2 separate regions of the Homo sapiens genome follow, and region 1 is linked to region 2. A link is a loop called in an ENCODE intact Hi-C map of the cell type or tissue named here. Cell type or tissue: B cell. All regions are shown on one strand. Links, peaks and the distances in the headings refer to the core of each region. The heading gives the core; the rest is flanking DNA.

The links. A loop is a pair of places that touch in the nucleus more often than their neighbours do. Peaks named below come from ENCODE experiments on the same cell type or tissue, not always from the same donor. Only the 100,000 strongest peaks of a DNase experiment are listed, where the experiment ranks them.
Region 1: it touches region 2 in a loop (4-fold over the local background); 3 of 110 quality-filtered maps call a loop at or near these places.

What each region holds. Positions count from the first base shown.
Region 1 is chr1:206,554,303-206,560,262 of GRCh38, forward strand. The region is part of intron 2 of RASSF5 (Ras association domain family member 5); the gene reads left to right. It overlaps LOC124904494 (a long non-coding RNA gene), which reads left to right and starts at 4,066. Exons shown (of 2, transcript XR_007066831.1): 1 at 4,066-5,960. RefSeq lists silencers at 2,729-2,798, 2,819-3,158 and enhancers at 3,183-3,683, 3,309-3,558. In B cell, for the core only: no CTCF peak of the experiment used is centred there; DNase peaks (open chromatin) are centred at 1,219, 2,879, 3,889 and 4,969; H3K4me3 peaks cover 3,456 bases; H3K27ac peaks cover 4,577 bases.
Region 2 is chr1:207,318,286-207,324,066 of GRCh38, forward strand. It overlaps CD55 (CD55 molecule (Cromer blood group)), which reads left to right and starts at 3,393. Exons shown (of 10, transcript NM_000574.5): 1 at 3,393-3,580; 2 at 4,097-4,282. The coding sequence starts at 3,481. It overlaps LOC107985251 (a long non-coding RNA gene), which reads right to left and starts at 3,844. Exons shown (of 3, transcript XR_007066838.1): 1 at 3,401-3,844. RefSeq lists an enhancer at 2,819-3,028 and a silencer at 3,589-3,668. In B cell, for the core only: a CTCF peak has its summit at 2,909 (motif pointing right); DNase peaks (open chromatin) are centred at 3,156 and 4,036; H3K4me3 peaks cover 3,164 bases; H3K27ac peaks cover 4,694 bases.

The sequences.
Region 1 (5,960 bases), core at 620-5,619, 760 kb before region 2:
TCCTGACTTCCAGTCCTGTATCACAGCTTTTCTGGTACATGCAGAACTACAGGGTGGATCTTACAAGAGGATCTGGCCACATGACAGGATTGTATCTGAGAAAGGAAAAAAGCTTAAAATAATGTCTTTCATCATCTAACACTTTGAGTTAGGAAAGTGGCCCATTCATCATTTCAATGGGGCTTTCTGAACCCCAGCACGACGCCATGGATTTAGGGCTCTGGCTGCTACAGCTTTAGATCCAGCCTCCTCTTCCTAAGTCCAGGGACAAGAATAGCCAGTTCCCATCCTTTGTGCGATCACATCTCAGGGCCTTAAAGGCTCTTGCTCAGACTCTTCCATGCCCCCTCCCTCTTACCCTGGCCAAGCTATCACTATTATTGATTATTCATAGGGAAGAGGTCCAGAGGTTCAGACAGGGCCATTAGATGCTTCAGGGAGTCCTGTCTTCCTTCCTTTGAGACCCTGGGGCTTCAGTCTGGATTTTTCCTCCTGGAGGCTGGCCAACTTTGGTATATTATATATGATCTTTGTATATTTCTTCTAGTCCTAAAGTCCCTGCCAGCACAGTCTCTGTTTTGCTGACTTCTTACACATGGCTTTCTTCCCAACCTAGATTCACTGACAGCTGGGACAGGGTAGGGAAAGAGACATTAACTAGAAGTCAAGAGGCTTTGAAAGTAATGAGCTGTGATGGAACAAGTTACTTCCCTCAGTTTCCTTATCTATAAAATGGGCATAGTACCTGCTCTTAGGATAAAAGAGTAGCCTGGGGGAAATAATGGATGTTAAAAAGGTTTGAAAGACCCTATTCAGATGTCAGATTTTCATAAGGTTTGGAATGGCAGGGAGCAGTACCCTAAAAGAACACAGTGTCCCTGAGAACTTTCCTAACCAGGTCTGGCATCTGGTGTGCTGCTTCTAAGGAGAGATTCATGCTGACTCCTGGGGTACCTTGGCTTGGTGTTTGAATAGGTTGTTATTAGCTGTATGTGAAGGTTGCATTGCAGAGCTTCCCGGCATGAATCCAAGGACACAGTGTGGCCACAGAGAATCTGGGGCCTGTTTTTTTTTTCTTAAGTATTAGATTCCCACTGAGCAAGGAGGTTCTTTTTATGAAGAAAAGCATGTTTCTTAGCTGGCTGGACAAAGCAGGTGAGCTGTTATTGATGGCCCAAGGATCACAGGAAACCACCTCTCTGGGGGAAACCCCCCAAACAGCCTCTAAAATTTGAAAAAAAGATTGCTCCAGACAAAGCCAGAACCTACTTTCACCCCCATTAATGTGAGATCTTCCCCTGCAAACACCCGGTAGCTCACCCCAGCCCCGGGTGCTGACCGTCTCCCTCCTCTTATCTGCCTGCCAGAGAAGACAGCTACTGGTATTGACAGTTCTCCTGCACCGAGGGCGGCCAGCCGGCTGGGGTGCTGACTCTCAGCTCTCTTGTTTTTGTGCCTGCCAGGCACTCGCAGGCTTCTGGGAAGAAGACTGTGTGGGAGGATGAAGCCAAATTGGGCTGCAGTTTGAAACCTTCCCGAGCACTGACGGATTTGGCTTAGGTGGGAGAGGGAGAGGGTTTCTCATGAAGGTAGCCAGAGCTTAAGATGGAGTTGGCAGCTTGGTGTCCGGGGGGCTGAGTCTAGTCCTCCACCCAGCTTATGTTTCCCCAGGACTGGATTGTTTCAGAACTGTAGGAAAAGCTACACAGATTTGGAGAGAGACCTGATAACCCCTCTCAGCCACAGTCCAGGGCCCTCCGGGGTCCATGAGCCATCAGACTCCATGAACATGGTAGCAAAGCCAGGCCTCTGAAGGCAGTTTCCCTGCCGGGACTCCAGCCCCCACTGTATTTAAAGATGGCAAAGTGCCCACCCAAATAGCCTCATCATTGCTGAGGGTCTGTACATGACAGTGACTGGGGCGTAGGCAGCTGCACACACCAGGGCTGAGTCCCAGCACACGTGTTCTACCTGTGTGACTCCGAGCCTTACTTTTCTCATCTGTACACAGTCTCTGTCTCAAGGCTATTGGAATGAGTCAATGATAGAGTGCACGTAAATCACTTGCACAGAGAGTTGTTCAAACAATGGTAGCTAGAACTGCTATTGATCTATTGTGGGGTAATTGTCTTAACTGCTTTGAAGGATTCAGCCCTATGTGTTCCTTTGTCCAGTCAGATGGGAAAATATAAATGAGCCCTTCTCAATGTTAGGAATGACAAGATCAGGCCAAGACCCCTCTTTCTCAGACTATCCGGAAGATACACAGATGACCTGGACAGTGTCTGCAGGCTCCTGTGTATCCTGAGGCTTCCTGAGGGCCAAGTTCTATGGGTGGGAAGGCAGCTTGCTCTCTAGGTTGCCATAACTCTGCATCTGATTTGCATGTGTTTGTGGTGACCCTGCAGTTTCTTCTGGCATTTCCAACTTAAAATATTGCTGTTTCCCCAGGCAGGGCAGATATTGATTTTTTTCTTCTCTAACCATTCCGATTGACCCGGCTCCCCCACCCAGCGAATGGGGGAGGGAGGGGGTGGGGGTGAGGAAGTGGATGGGGGAGAAGGGAGGAGGGATGGTGTTGCCCTTATAGCTAGCACCTTTTACTCCGTGGAACCTGAGTCACCGGGGCTGATGAGAATGGGCTCTTTCCAGAAGCAAGTGCATGATGAAGAAAGAACAGAGGGAATGTTCCCCCTCGGGTCCATCCTGGTCCCTTCTTTCCCTGCATCCCTTATATGACCTGCAGTTCCCTGAGTCCACTTGCCACCGGGGGCGGGTGGCACCCAGGCGGCGGGGAGGCGGGGGAGGGGCGCAGTGACAGCCGAGCCGGCTTTGAGGAACCTTGCAGAGGAAGTGGCTTCAGAACTGCTTTACGCGAGGGGCAGGAAAGGCGCGGGAGGCGGGGGAGGTGCGGAGATGGCGCTCTGCACGGCGGCGGAGGGAGGGCGCTGGCGCCGGGGACACGAAACCGCAGAGCCCGGACGAGTCAGGGAGTGAGGCGCGAGCCGGGCGCCCGGGGCTCTGCAGGCGCAGGCGGCGCGGGGACAGGAGCAGGTTACCGGGCCGCCCGAGCGCTCGCACCCCGCTGAAAGAAACGCAGGCGGCCCGCCGGCTCTGCCTGGTCCGCTACCCGACCAGCTCCCGGCTCGGGGCTCAGAGCTAGGGGCTTACGCCAAGCGGAGCCCGGGGAGGGGTGCCCACCTCCCTCCGCCGCATCCCAAGCCCGGCCCCCTTGATGCGCTGGCGGCCTCGGCCGGGAACTCCGGGGTAGATGACCGTGGACAGCAGCATGAGCAGTGGGTACTGCAGCCTGGACGAGGAACTGGAAGACTGCTTCTTCACTGCTAAGACTACCTTTTTCAGAAATGCGCAGAGCAAACATCTTTCAAAGGTAAACATAATAATGGAATGCAGGAGCCTTTCGTGGGGGGAAATAACCTCTGTGGTCAATCTAGAAGGGAAACCTTGCTCCCAGCAAAGGGACAAAGCCACATGTCAGGAAAGTGGCCAGGCAGTTGCCCTGAGGGCTGAGCATCGTATCTGGAGCCCTTCAGGGACCTGCACTATTCAGTTGGTCAGCCCTCCTCACAGCGGTTCCATCCACAGATCTCTTCAAAATGGCTCTCCAGAATGTGGGGGCTGCCCCTGGCTGGTAGATTGGCTGCAGGTTCACCTGTGCCTGAGTGCACGGTCTCATAACCGCACCCCCTCCCCAAATCCTAGCTTAGAAGTTCTAGGTGGAAACTGAATGCCACCCAATCCCACAATAAGATAAACATTCATCAGTTGATAAACATTCATAAACACACATTCATCGGTTGGGACTTCCGTATTTGAAGTGGCCAGAAACCACCTTAAGTCGTAATCCAGCAACTTTGCAGAAGTCCAGGGTGTTTTTAGAAGCAGACGAAAACTTCTGGCCTAGGCTGCTGTCATGCTACCACTTTAACTTCCTGGGTCGGTTTGGGTAACCTGAAGGGGCTTGCGTGTGTTTCCTGATGGCATGACTTGTATTTCCTAAAGGTGTCCGCCTCTAGACACCCAGCAAGCCTGGGTGCCCTGGCCACTCTCCTAGTTGGCTGCAGGCCTCGTGTCTGTCAGTATCTTGGTGGGAGTGGAGGTAAAGCTGAGTTTGTTTATTTGTTTTGCTACTTAGATGAGAGGGCTCCAAGCCAGGTCCTTAGAGAGGTTACCTAGAAGGGGCTGGTTTATAGACAGAAGTGAGCTGTTATATTTCGCAGGTGTGTGGCAGGCTCATCATTAATTCAGCAGTGCTACACCAATTCAAATTAACCAAAAACTTCCCCAGGCCTGACTCTGAGGCCTCCTTTGTTAATAATTCATCTTGCCTGTAGGCTCTGCCTTTCCTGGATTCTGAAGTCAGGCAAATATACTGTACCTTCCAATTGTGAGAAGAGGCCCAAGAACCAAAGAAGAGATTGTGATTTTATGTTTGAAGGAGTCAACTAAAATAGGCCCCTGTAACTAGCACCTGTTTTCCAGGGCACCACTCATGAGGCTGGAGAGCAGGGGATGTTCCAGAGGGTGAGGGGCAAAGGGACAGGCGTCCCTTTCCCTGGCTGTAGGTGGGGCTCCTGCAGAACACCGTGGCTGCAGAGGGGAGGTGTCCCACCCTCCCGTGGGGTTCTTGCCGCGTGGTATAAGTCCCCCAAATCCCCACAGATACTCCAGCTAGCTAGGTATTTAGACCAGTGGTTATCAATCTTAGCTACACACTGGATTCACAGGAAGCTTTAGAAAATACTGGTGATACCTGGTTCCCATGCCCAGAGCACCTGATTTAAATGGCCTGGGGTACAGCCTGGGCATCAGGATTTTGAAAAGCCCCCCAGGTAATTCTGATATACAGTTGAGGTTTTGAACTATTTCTCTAGAGTGTTTTGTTGCTGCCTGGGAAGGAAATGGTTCCTGTTTTTAAACCAAAGTTTAGGTGCTGTGCCTGCCTCTCACTGCCAGCTAGGCTGCAAGCCCTCAGTTTCAGAGGGTGAGATTTTTGCATAATTAGGTGAGGAAGAGGCACTGCAAAGATGGGGTTTCTTTTACTTGGCAGTGGAAAAGATAACCGTTTCTGATATTTCTTGGGAGGAATAGAAATATCCTATAAGAAAATACACTGGGATGGGGTTGGTGTGGGGGATGGCTTGCTCCATGGCCTGAACAGCCATCTCTCTCCCTTCTTCCCCCCAGTTCTCCTTCCTCACCTGCCTCCAGAAAATACACCTTTGGTTTGGTCCCTGCAGAAACACTTCCTGTACTTTGTGTCTTGAATCCACCTTGTATCTTGAGGCCTCTGTATATCTTCCTGTGTCATTTTGCTGGAGTCTGTAAGCCCTCAGAAGACAGGAATCCCTTCTAAGAAACTCCTTTTACTGAACCCCAGAGAGGGTGATCAGGGATAAATGCTTCAGGGTGGTGGGCACGGCCCCTCTTATCCTTACGGGAAGCATCTTGACTGGATATTCAGGTCAGGGACAGTGTTCCTCAGCACGAGGCTGGCCTTCAGCACAGAACTCTCCAGGGAGGGGCAGGGCTGGGTGAGCAAGTGCAGGGGTGGACTGAGGAGGGTGAGGCAGGCTGAGCTGGGGACGCGTCCTCCAAAGGTTTCAGTCTTTCATTCTTCTAGGTGCCTTTTTACCTTCAATGACACTTTTCCACTCTCTTTTCTCCCTTGGATCACTTCTGGAAAGGGTTTTAAAGAGCTCTGCCATATTCTGACCCCATTCTGACCTCTTACAGTGCTTTTATTCTTACCCAAAGAGAGATCACGCTTGAGCTCCTAAGAGAATTTCTTTTTCCTGTCTCCAAGGAAAGGAGTTGATGTGTTTCCCGGTCGTCGAGAGATTGAGGCCCTCATCTGGGAAGGGCTGAGCTTGCTTCTATAAATAGCCTTGTCAGAACAACCTGTGTGGCTGCTCAGTTTGTGCCTGGCTAGAACAGAG
Region 2 (5,781 bases), core at 782-5,781:
ATGAAGCCTTGGAACTACTTCTCATATCATAAGCCCCTGGGTTCCCAAATCACCTCCCCAAGTACCTAATTCATCATCCTCTGCATACAAGAAATTTTTGCTCATTCCAATAAAAAGAATGTAGTACGGCAGGACAGGAGAAGTACAGGTTTTGGAATCAAACTAGGTTTAGATTCTGACCTGGTCGCTAGTTAGTGCATGGGCTTTGGTAAACAGCCTCTCAGCCTGTTTCCTTGTCTGCAAAATATGGATAGTTATCTTCACTTCATGAAGTTGTGTTGGTGAAATGGTATAATGTGTATAAAGCAACTGGAACACAACAAATGAGGCCATTTATTTAAAATAATCTTTAGTAAGTTATAAATTCACATATTTGCTTTTTTCTGAGGAATGCTTAGATTTTATCATAGATCTCTTTTCTAAATTGAGTAAATACATAGTGGATTTCTTTGTTTCCTTCCCCTCAGAATGTTGAAATTTGGCTGATTGTAACTATTACTTAAGACTCTATCCAGTAATTGTTCGTAAAATTTCTTTTCTTTTTTTTTTTTTGAGACGGAGTTTTGCTCTCGTCCCCCAGGCTGGAGTGCAATGGCGCGATCTTGGCTCACTGCAACCTCCGCCTCCCAGGTTCAAGTGATTCTCCCGCCTCAGCCTCCCAAGTAGCTGGGATTACAGGCACCTGCCACAACGCCCAGCCAATTTTTGTATTTTTAGTAGAGACGGGGTTTCACCATGTTGGCCAGGCTAGTCTGGAACTCCTGACCTCAGGTGATCCTCCTGCCTTGGCCTCCCAAAGTGCTGAGATTACAGGCGTGAGCCACCACGCCCGGCCAAAATTTCCTTTTAAAAAAAGTTATTGCCAATAACTAAGTATGCTGGAAGGTGAATGCTTAGGACATTTAGTGTCACTGAGCTGTGTGATAGAGATAATATTTTTGACACTTTGCAGAGCTCATTGTTTTCTCTCCATATAAAGCTATGACATTCACATAATAAACATGTAGAGAGCTTTAACAGACTTCAATGTTAAGTCTTCTAACAGCTGCATAACTGGTCTTGCTTGAACCTGTCTTTTTCATAATGCTACCTTGCCTTTCACACCAATTCTGTGAGCCCAAGCAGGAATGAAGATTACCTATCTCTAATGGCAGGACAGAAGGGAGTGGTGGTTAAGGTTACTGGAGGTTATTGGGGGAATAAATGAAGACCTCATGCCACTTCTAAACACTGCCAGGACCTAACATACCTTGTGTTTTTATATCCAATATGGGAGTAAAGGTTAGATATTTTAACATCAAATATGAGGATGACACTAGATGGTTTTAAAAGCCCCCCACCATAACTTCTAAACTCCACAATGTTCGAATATTGTTAGGTTTCAGTGAAATCCTACAGTAGTCCCTTGCTTGGAATCACTGTAGGATTGGCTCCAGCAATGGGCAACACAAGGTTTGGTTCTATACAGTAGGTATGGGTCAAAGAAAATGCTATGATTGAAAAATTGCTGTTTTCCTCCTCAAAAAGCTCATACCAACCAGGAAAGAGCTATCAGAAAACCTTCAGGAAAGAATATAATGATAGGATATAACAAATACCCCCACAGCTGGTCCATAGACCAAAGTATAATTCCAAGTAGGGAATTTCACTTAACGAGGTAAGGCATTTAAGGGAAAAGGAATCTAGGCTAGGACTCTGCTAGCCAGACCCAGATAAATTATTACAGGGAAGCATGTTCTTGAGGCTATTCTCTATGAAGAAGGGCAACCCACCTTGCCATCTATATCCTTTCTGTTTTCGACAGGGGTGGTCCTAAGCTGGATAGATCTTTACTCTGACCAGTACCATATAGGTCTGTGGTTCTCAAACCTGGCTGCACAGTGTGGCACTTTAAGTAATCCTGATACCCAGTCCCATCCCCAAAGATGCTGATTTAATTTGTCTAAGGTGCAGTTTGGGCCTCTGGATTGGAACCAACCCATATACCCATCAATGATAGACTGGATAAAGAAAATGTGGCACATATACACCATAGAATACTACACAGCCATAAAAAAGGATGAGTTCATGTCCTATGCAGGGACATGGATGAAGCTGGAAACCATCAACCTCAGCAAACTAACATAAGACCAGAAAACCAAACACTGCATGTTCTTACTCATAAGTGGGAGTTGAACAATGAGAATACACAGACACAGGGAGGGGAACATCACACACGGGGGCCTGTTGGAGGGTGGGGGTTAGGGGAGGGATAGCATTAGGAGAAATACCTAATGTAGATGTTGGGTTGATGGGTGCAGCAAACCACCATGGCACGTGTATACCTATGTAACAAACCTGCATGTTCTGCACATGTATTCCAGAACTTAAAGAATATATATTTATATATGTATAAATATATATGAATATATAAATATAAATATATATATAAGCTCCCCACGTGATTCTAATGTGTGGCCAGTCTTGCAAACCTCAGGCTATTTATTCTAAAGGGTTTGTAACAAGCCTTCCTCTTAAAATCCACCCCACCACCATTCAGCGTTTTGGGGTCTGTTTGTTTTTATTGTTATCCCACCCCACACCGCCCCGAGGCGCGCGCGCGCGCGCGCACACACACACACACACACACACACACACATACACACACGCACACTGGTGAATTTCTCTCTACAGTCAGTCTGGAGTAATCCCAAAGTGGTGTCTTTCGTAAATAAGGAGAACCCGGGTGAAGAAAATGACTCCCACCCGAACAAGGCATGAACAATGTTCACTCCCTACTGTGTTATTCAACCTGTTTCCCCAGGTCTCTGTTTTCACATTAGAGAGTGTTCTAGGAGATGACGCCCTTCCTCCTTAGTTATTTCCCCACCCTCGTGCTGGCCTTTGACAGACCTCCCAGTAGAGGGCCCAAGACGCGGGTAGAGCACCGCGTCTCAGCGCCTGAGTCTCAGCCCCCGAACTCCACCGCACCTGCAGGTCCCCTTGGCAGCACTCAAGCGCGGGGATGCTCCGCTTAGACGAACTCACGTGCGGGCAGCAAGGCCTGCGATACTTGAGCACCCCTCCCCCTCTCCCGTTTACACCCCGTTTGTGTTTACGTAGCGAGGAGATATTTAGGTTTCTAGAAGGCAGGTCATCGCAGGCCCCACCCAGCAGTGGAGAGAGTGAGTCCCAGAGGGTGTTGCCAGCGAGCTCCTCCTCCTTCCCCTCCCCACTCTCCCCGAGTCTAGGGCCCCCGGGGCGTATGACGCCGGAGCCCTCTGACCGCACCTCTGACCACAACAAACCCCTACTCCACCCGTCTTGTTTGTCCCACCCTTGGTGACGCAGAGCCCCAGCCCAGACCCCGCCCAAAGCACTCATTTAACTGGTATTGCGGAGCCACGAGGCTTCTGCTTACTGCAACTCGCTCCGGCCGCTGGGCGTAGCTGCGACTCGGCGGAGTCCCGGCGGCGCGTCCTTGTTCTAACCCGGCGCGCCATGACCGTCGCGCGGCCGAGCGTGCCCGCGGCGCTGCCCCTCCTCGGGGAGCTGCCCCGGCTGCTGCTGCTGGTGCTGTTGTGCCTGCCGGCCGTGTGGGGTGAGTAGGGGCCCGGCGGCCGGGGAAGCCCCTGGGCTGGGTGGGAGGTCCAAGTCGGTCTCTGAGACACGCACAGGGGCCGGCGACTTGGCAGGTGGGGAGCTTGGCCCGCGGTCGTGGTTCCCGCCGTCCTGTGCCTTTAAGGCTCTCGCCGCTCACCAGCATTTGGGGCTCCTGCTGTGTCGGCCCCCAGCTGACTTGGCTTTAGGGGTCGGCGTGGAGGGTTAAAGAGGCCCCGGCTGGGTTTGCGGAGCAGCCAAGCCTGGCAAAATCGAAAGGGAGGGCTCAAAGAGACTGTATCCTTAACCCCCAAAAAGCTGGTCTAAAAGGATGGGAGGCCAGACCGCTGACCGTTCCCCACTCTCGACAGAGTCCAGCCGTGTGGAGCACACGATGCTGCAAACTTGCATGTCATCTCTTTCAGGTGTGGCATTTCAAGGGGGCTTGTGTCTTGAAAACAGCAACTGTGAGGACACTTGATAGTCATTTCCTTCAGTTCTGCTTTTGTCTCCCTAGGTGACTGTGGCCTTCCCCCAGATGTACCTAATGCCCAGCCAGCTTTGGAAGGCCGTACAAGTTTTCCCGAGGATACTGTAATAACGTACAAATGTGAAGAAAGCTTTGTGAAAATTCCTGGCGAGAAGGACTCAGTGATCTGCCTTAAGGGCAGTCAATGGTCAGATATTGAAGAGTTCTGCAATCGTAAGTTCTTCATCTTTTTAGAAAAGTTCTGGGAATGGAATGTATCTTAAATTTATTTTTATATACCTTTGGAGTGACTAGTAATTGATAGTTCTCTAGCGTTACTAAACCCCAGGGTATACCCTGTTGGCACGTCACACTCCAGCTAATTGAAGACATTTACCACCCTGAGTAGGTCCTGCTGCTTCATTAAGAGTTTTTCTTCCTAACACTGTACCTCTTGAACGAACTAGTAGAGAAAATAAACAATAGGTATTGTTTAGGGAGTAAACATATAAAATATATTTGGCAATTGCCTTGAGACACATAGCGTAAATGATATGTTTTCTTAAGTATTTTATAAAGTAGGACTTACCAAATACAACTCTGTGGTGGCATTTTTAAAAGCTCTCAATATTTACTTCAAAATCTGTTATACTTGTACATATTTATAGGGTACATGTGATATTCTGGCACATGCATACAGTGTGTCATGATCAATCAGGGTAATTGGATAGCCAGTACCTCAAACACTTGGTGTTTGTGTGGAGAATATTCCAAATCTTCTCTTCTTGCTACTTTGAAAAAATATATGTATATATATAAATTGGGATATATATATAGGGAGAGAGATATATATAATTGGGATATATATATATAAGGAGATATATAATTGGGATATATATAAGGAGATATATATAGGGAGAGATATATATATATAGGGAGATATATATATATAGGGAGAGAGATATATATAGGGAGAGAGAGATGTATAAACTGGGATATAGACAGGTAGATAGGTTGATTGTTAAAAATGAATAAGAGGCCCAGTGAAGAGTTGTTTGGGGGCTAACACAGTAACCGTGTTTGATACTGATACCTAGTAGAATTAAAAGAAATGAAGATTTCTTGTTTTAGGTGAATATACATACAGTCATCCACACCTTATGTGCCCTTTGATTTCATAAAATATATATTGGCATTATCTTGGAGGAAAAAAATCTGTTACTTACATAGCCCTGTATTAGCTTTGAGATATATGAGTAGAGATAAAGATAAAGAGACCCGATAACCTGACTTTGAACAACTTAAATCAATAGAAGCTACTGTAAATACAGAAATTGGCACAAATACCTTTAGAAGCCATGCGTGAAATAGGCTTTAACTTTTTATTTTTATCCACAATAGAGGCAGTAGGATGAAGTACATAGTCTTTGCACATGTATCATGTTTTAACTCTTCCCCATGTTATTACTTTATCCAATCCTCCAAACAACCTTATGAGGTAAGTTGGGGCTCTTACACTCTTTTTATGGCGGAGGAGACAGACCCCAGTAGTTTAATAACTTCCTCAAGAGCAGCAGCTTTTACGCCAAAACCAAGGTGTAAACTTGGGTCTTCTGACTACAAATCCAATGATGACCCTTCCACTTGACCATGCCTCTCTAGATTCACATTTGTGGGCAATCTGTTTACAGATGTAAATACTTTATGTATACAATTTGTGGGCAATCTGTTTA